Linked DNA regions of Homo sapiens: region 2 is linked to region 1. A link is a contact called in ENCODE Hi-C or POLR2A ChIA-PET data. All regions are on one chromosome and are shown on one strand. Each heading gives the region's core, a stretch centred on a gene start or an enhancer-like site at or near the end of the contact. The rest is flanking DNA. Distances are from core to core; before and after follow the strand shown. Region 1 holds the start of TMEM45A (transmembrane protein 45A). Region 2 holds the start of ZBTB11 (zinc finger and BTB domain containing 11).

Evidence for each region. A loop is a pair of places that touch in the nucleus more often than their neighbours do. ChIA-PET counts read pairs that join two places held with the same protein, here RNA polymerase II (POLR2A). Pooled maps may share reads with other maps.
Region 2: a loop to region 1 is called in a map of ascending aorta, with 5 times the contacts of the local background. The contact joins the promoter of ZBTB11 here to the promoter of TMEM45A in region 1. A Hi-C loop is called at or near these places in 3 of 168 maps with a recorded cell type or tissue (PC-9, ascending aorta and sigmoid colon), 3 of 37 single-sample maps with no recorded cell type and 12 of 50 pooled maps. POLR2A ChIA-PET finds 5 or more read pairs at or near these places in 3 of 52 experiments (AG04450, HepG2 and WTC11).

Annotation. Positions count from the first base shown.
Region 1 is chr3:100,490,667-100,493,869 of GRCh38, reverse strand. It overlaps TMEM45A (transmembrane protein 45A), which reads right to left and starts at 1,251. Exons shown (of 6, transcript NM_018004.3): 1 at 942-1,251. RefSeq lists a silencer at 1,234-1,533.
Region 2 is chr3:101,675,796-101,678,811 of GRCh38, reverse strand. ZBTB11 (zinc finger and BTB domain containing 11) reads left to right here and starts at 1,680. Exons shown (of 11, transcript NM_014415.4): 1 at 1,680-2,207. The coding sequence starts at 1,898. It overlaps LOC124906262 (endogenous retrovirus group K member 5 Gag polyprotein), which reads right to left and starts at 2,367. Exons shown (of 3, transcript XM_047449415.1): 1 at 574-2,367. ZBTB11-AS1 (ZBTB11 antisense RNA 1) reads right to left here and starts at 2,382. Exons shown (of 1, transcript NR_024407.1): 1 at 1-2,382. RefSeq lists an enhancer at 1,988-2,542 and a silencer at 2,259-2,628.

The sequences.
Region 1 (3,203 bases), core at 2-2,501:
ATCCCAGCTACTTGGGAGGCTGAGTCAGGAGAATCACTTGAACCCGGGAGGCAGAGGTTCCAGTAAGCCGAGATCGTGCCATTGCACTCCAGCCTTGGCGACAAGAGTGAGACTCTGTCTCAAAAACAAACAAACAAACTACAACAACAACAAAATATATAGCGTATATAGAGTATACTATATAGCATACATAGAGCATATACACCATATAGCATAGTGTATACATAGCATGTATATAGTATATATACCATACTATATAGTGCATATATACTATATAGTATATATATACAATTATAAGTTTATGAACACACAAGTGGTCTGTCACATGTTTGTTTGTTTTTAACAATTATAAAGGAATTCAGGTCTCCCACTATGGATAGGAGAATACCGAAAAGATATATATTTGGCTTGCAACTACCTCCAGATTTAAGTGAAAAATCCAGCAACTACCTGCATAACCCAGGTTTTACGTAATTTATATTAGACATCCTATTAACAGAAGCAAACGTGTTAATTCTGAAAAGATCAGATAATTTTCTCAATCTCCCATCAAAACAGTCCCAGAGTTGGGGATAAAAAACGATTTTGGCTTTACAAATACCCACAGTATTTTCACAGAAAGAAAATAGAGAAATAAATTTATCAATAGATTCAATTTTGGAGTTAGAGGTTTACAACAGAATATCAGTCACATTGCTGCTCCCAGGATATTTAAAACTAGCTCACCAAAAAAAAAAAAAAAAAAAAAAGAATAGCAAACCAAAAAAATTAAATTAAAATGTTAGTGAAACGGAAGAGAAGGGAGCGAAGGGTCCAGTTTGTCGCAGCAAGTGTTACTTTTCTCCCCTTGATGAAGAGAAAGCTGGTGAGAACAGTAAAAAGACACAGGATAGAGATCACGGCAAGAGAAATATGATATCCAGCACGTATCCAAAACTTACCCAACTTGGTCTGTTTACTCAACACTTTATTTTTCCCACTTTGCCAGCTTAAAATCAGACAGCGGCTGGGCTTTTGTTGTTGCTGTTTCTGTTCTTTTGATCCCAGAGCCCCATGAAAATTAAACCGTGTGTTGGATGGGATCTGGCCACGTCTCGCATTGGGTGGGGGGAGGAATTTTTAAACTTGGGTCCCTAGTCGCTTCTTTGGGAAAACGAATAAATAATAAGTGGCGAGAAGGAGAGGACGTGGGGGACGTGCTCGGCTGACGTCGGCCCGCGAGGAGGCCGCACAGCTGTCCAGATGTGCTTCATCTGTTCCCCCCGCGGGGCACGGGCCTCGGCGGCCGCGGCTGGCACAAGCCCCAGCTCATTGGTGGCCGCAGCTCTTCACTTGCTGCCGATTGGCCGGGCGGCCCGCCACTCCGGAGGGCCTCGGGCCCGCCCCTCTCTCAGGCCCGCTGGCTGCATCCTAAGGGAATGTGGAAGTGCAGCGCCGTCGCTGATGTGGCACTCGGCGGCTGCGCGGCCGGGACGGCTCGGGGCAGAGAGGGAGGTTGCCTACTCCCAGGTCTTGCCCCTGCCCCGGCCCTGTTATGCCCCTCCTTTTAGACAGACCGCTTTGTTTAAACAGGATGATTTGTAGCCGTTTGGAGGCTGAAAATAAGGCGGATGATTTGTAGCCGTTTGGGGGCTGAAAATAAGACGCGCCTGGTGCTTGGAGTGGAAGAGGCTGGGGCTCCGGGCTGCCCACGCCCCCAAAGGGCGTTCAGGCCACGCCTTGGGATTCCTCTCTCTTCACTTTCTCCAGGGAGCAAATAATAGGGCCCAAGAGCCTGCTCCCTGGGGACGGTATTCTTTCTTTCGGTGGAGGGAAAACCTTAATGAACCCTTCGTTGAAGTCCTTATTAACCAGAATTGAAGTTGTTCCTGCGGAGATGACCAGGACTGGGTATGAGAGTGGTTTGGCAGACCTGCTTGGTTTTTTGTATTGAGTGATGGTCGTTGTAGGGAACCGAGAAATACTGCTTTGTTGTGTGAGAATTGAGAAAGGACTGCGCCAAACGTTGCTTTGAACTTGGGAAAGCAGTTGGAGGGTTAACCAGTTTTTTGATTAGTGAGTTAGAAGGAGAGGAGGAAAGAAGAGATCTGCAAATCAATTGCCATTATAATTTGTGCATATTGACAGAACCGTTCCCTCATTGAAATATTAAGTGGGCAAGAGCCACACTCACTGGGCTGCACGCCAGGGAAGGCACCAGACCCCGCATTAAACAGTTTTTACCTGCATTATCACATTTAATTCTTACAACTACCTTATAAAATAGATATTAAAATAATCTCCAAGACCCAGCACCTATCCCAGCCTACCACAGATGTCTCCAAACATATGTTTGCAGCACTCCATCATAGATACATAAACTCATCTGCAATTTGCCATCCCTGCAGGGGTCAGAATTTATTATGAGTGTCCAAAGCTTTCACTACAATGATAATGTCTTGTTTGTTGGTGTATTTGTCATCTATTGCTGCGCAACAGATTCCCACAAACTTAGTGCTTTGTACAACACATGTATATCACTGCACAGTTTCTGAAGGTTGGAAGTCCAGGCATGGCCAAACTAGATCCTCTGCTTATGCTCTCACAAGGGTGCAATCAAGGTGTCAGCCGGGCTGCATTGTCATCTGCAGGCTCTACTGGAGAAGAATCATTTCCAAGCTTTCTCAGGTCATTGACAGAATTCATTTCTTTGCAGCTCTAGGACTGACTCCCCAGTTTCTTTCTAGATGTGAGCTAGAGGCTGCCCTTAGCTCCGAAAGACTGCTCTTAGGCTCCCAATGGCCATCCACGGTTCTGAAAAGCCAGAGAATAGAGATCACAGGGGCCACCTACAAGTCTGTCTGCCACAATTGGATAGTCAGACACCTCAATTTCAATGGACCTGACTGCAATGTTATCATAACTCTGTAAGACCCCCACAAATGCAGGAGCCTGCTCAGCAAGTAAAGTGGCACTACATGAGTGCAACCACAACACTCCAATCCTTCTGGCAGTCAAGGAAACCCACAAAGGAGCAACATTTGAATGTAGCCCTTGAAAGTAATGTGTCATGTGTTCAGCTTTCTGAATCATTTGTAATCTCACAATGCTGCACTTTTTATCACAGAAGCCGCTCAACAGTGGGCTGATAGTCAAGGTATTGATTAACCCTCCACACTCATTACCATCAACAGGCATCTGATATTGACCAAAAATCACTAAAA
Region 2 (3,016 bases), core at 431-2,930, 1.2 Mb before region 1:
AGATTTGAATGTATTCACTTAATATATTAAATATTTAATATTAAATATCAATTAACTTAAAATGTTTAGTTTTTTTATTTTTTTGAGACGGAGTCTCCCTCTGTCACCCAGGCTGGAATGCAGTGGCACAATCTCGGCTCGCTACAACCTCTGCTTCCCGGGTTCAAGCGATCCTCCTGCCTCAGCCTCCCGAGTAGCTGGGACTTCAGGCCCAGTAGAGACAGGGTTTCACCATGTTAGCCAGGATGGTCTCCATCTCCTGACCTCGTGATTTGCCCGCCTCGGCCTCCCAAAGTGCTGGGATTACAGGCGTGAGTCACCGCGCCCGGCCAAAATATTTAAAGACAGTATGACAGGAGAGTGGGGTTGGCCTGACACGTAGACCAGCCTCCTGGGTTCGCAGAGGGTGCATTTGGTCTTCTGCTCTCACTGCCCGACCCCATGGGGGAAAGAGGTGCATCTCCATTTTTAAATTCCTCCTTTGAGCTATAGTGGCAAACTCAGCAACTAAGTAGATCCCAAGCCTGGTAGTTTCTTTTTTCTTCTGGGCCTTGAGAGCTCATGTCCCCGCACCTGGAATCTTTCAAGGATGTCCGGGCCATCCGGGAATTACTGCGTGTGCACACACACAAAAACACGCCCCTAACACCAGAGGCTGGCTGTATGATTCTGTTTTCGAGCCTACTGTATTCACCTGTCTGCCCGTCAGCTACTTCTAGGAGCGTCAAAGGGCCTCACCCAGAGACTACAGACCCTCCGGTGGAGAAGTGTACTAGGCCGTGTCTGCAGCTGGAGCCCTCGGCCTGAAATGTTCTGGCTTTAGCAAAGCGGCGACAGTGTCCAACCCCAGTCCCCGAGGAGGGATGTCAGCCCTGGGCCCCTGTGAGCGCTGCAGATTCGTCCCAGGAAAGGGTGACCGGGGTCGCTGCTCCGGGATTACCAGCTAAATACCTGTATTAGCATCCTCAGCACGCACTGGGAGACGCAGCTCAAGTCCGCTCCCCTTCTTGCACCCTCATATATATTTGGTGCAAAATGGAGAACCTTTTCCCCTACGTTTGTGTAAAAATATATGTAAATAAAGCCTTAAAATAGTGTTACCGACCCCCTTTTCCACTCGCAATAACATTGACTATAAATGCTGATAATTCCAAAAGAATCTCGACTCTTCCTTGAGTAGTCTGGAGCTAGCAGGTGCAAGTTTAGAAACAATAACTCATCACTGAGGGAGGCACTGAAAATTTTATAACTGTTAACTGGAATCTAAATTTCCATGTAAATGGGCTGTCTCTGGTCCCGTGTCAAGAGACTAATATTTTTCCAGAAGCCTGAAAATATGCTTTTATGATGTTGGGAGTCTCAAACGTAAAAACGGACTCCTAACCCTCTGGATGTTTCGGCTGAACTCTCAACTGTCCACCAGCTCCCCCTACACGTGGCTCCTTAGAAAGCGTGGAAAAGGGAAAAATGAAAAGAGAAACTGCCAGGACTTAAGATGTCTGCTTAAAGACTCCCTCGAACTGCAGTGAAGGGTCCTACCCGCTTCCAAAATGTCCACCCGCATTCCTGACGTCACTGGATCGGCTCCATCAAGCCAGAAAACGAGAGTGCGCTCCAATCAGGGCTCAGTCCCCGCCCTTGCCTTGCGTCACTTCCGGTGGTGCAGCAGCCATTTTGTCAGTCGCCAGCGGATCCCGCGCGCTGGAGAAGTGCAGTTCCCCCTGGTTACCAACTCGCCCGCTTTTCCTTCGGACTAAGGGAGCCGTCGAAGAGCGCTCGCCAAAGGCGCAGCCGTTTCTCCCTACGGTGCCGCCGCTCCTCCTGCAGCCGCCCGTAGGTAGCGGGCCGTTTTCCTCACCTGTCCCTGACAGGCGCCCTCAGGGAGCCGCGGTCCGCGATGTCAAGCGAGGAAAGCTACCGGGCCATCCTGCGTTACCTGACGAACGAGCGCGAGCCGTATGCGCCGGGCACCGAGGGCAATGTCAAGCGTAAAATCCGAAAAGCTGCCGCCTGCTACGTGGTGCGCGGCGGGACTCTGTATTACCAGCGGCGGCAGCGGCACCGCAAGACCTTCGCGGAGCTGGAGGTGGTGCTGCAGCCGGAGCGACGCCGGGACCTCATCGAGGCGGCGCACCTGGGTCCCGGCGGCACTCACCACACCCGGCATCAGACCTGGCACTACTTGTCCAAGACGTACTGGTGGCGAGGTGAGACCTAGCCCGCGGCGAGGGGGCGGGCTGGCGACTCGTTGCCTGGGCAAGGCTCGCTGGCGAGGCCTATGCGTACCCACGAGTCGGAGGGTCTCGGACGCCTCTGGGCGGCGGAGCTGCTGCCAGGCGGAGCCGAGAGGGTGGGGGACGCGAAAGGAGCCGCACTTCCCACAGGAAGGAGGCCGGCGAAGCTGGGGGCGGGCCCTGGCCCTGGGTGGGACCAAGGGGGCTTCCCCGGAGGCCGGGCCAGCCGCGGGGAGGGGCCGGACGCCTGGGCTGCGCCAGGTCCGCCTCCTTGGGCGGCCCCTTGAGGCTGTAGGCCCCGGCCCTCTGGAGGTGGCGTGTGGCTCGCGGCAGTGGAGGCTGCGGGGTGCACGTTTTCGACTGTGCTGACGTTTGGAAGGGGGGACGAGTCACCCGAAGCCGGGTCTCCCGTTTCTTTAGTGCTGCGCTTGGGTTTTGGCGAGCGAGTATGAGCTGCTCTGGACACATTCGCTAGTGTTCCTCAAATTTTGCCGCTGCTGCGTAAATAAGGAATAATACAATTATTTGCAGAAGTGATAAGGAGTGATTGAGAAATCGCCTTGAGCGTTTTTTTTTAAGAACAAGAAGTAAATGTAAAAGATATCAGTTACTGTTTTTGTTGTTTGGTTTTGCGGGGGCGGGGTGTTTGAGTAGACACGGGTCTCGCCTCGTTCCCCAAGCTGGTCTCCATCTGGCCTCAAGCCATCCTCCCGCCTCGGCCTCCCAAAGTGTTGGGATTTCAGGCATGAGCCACGGCGCCCAGCTTGATATTCGTAACTCTG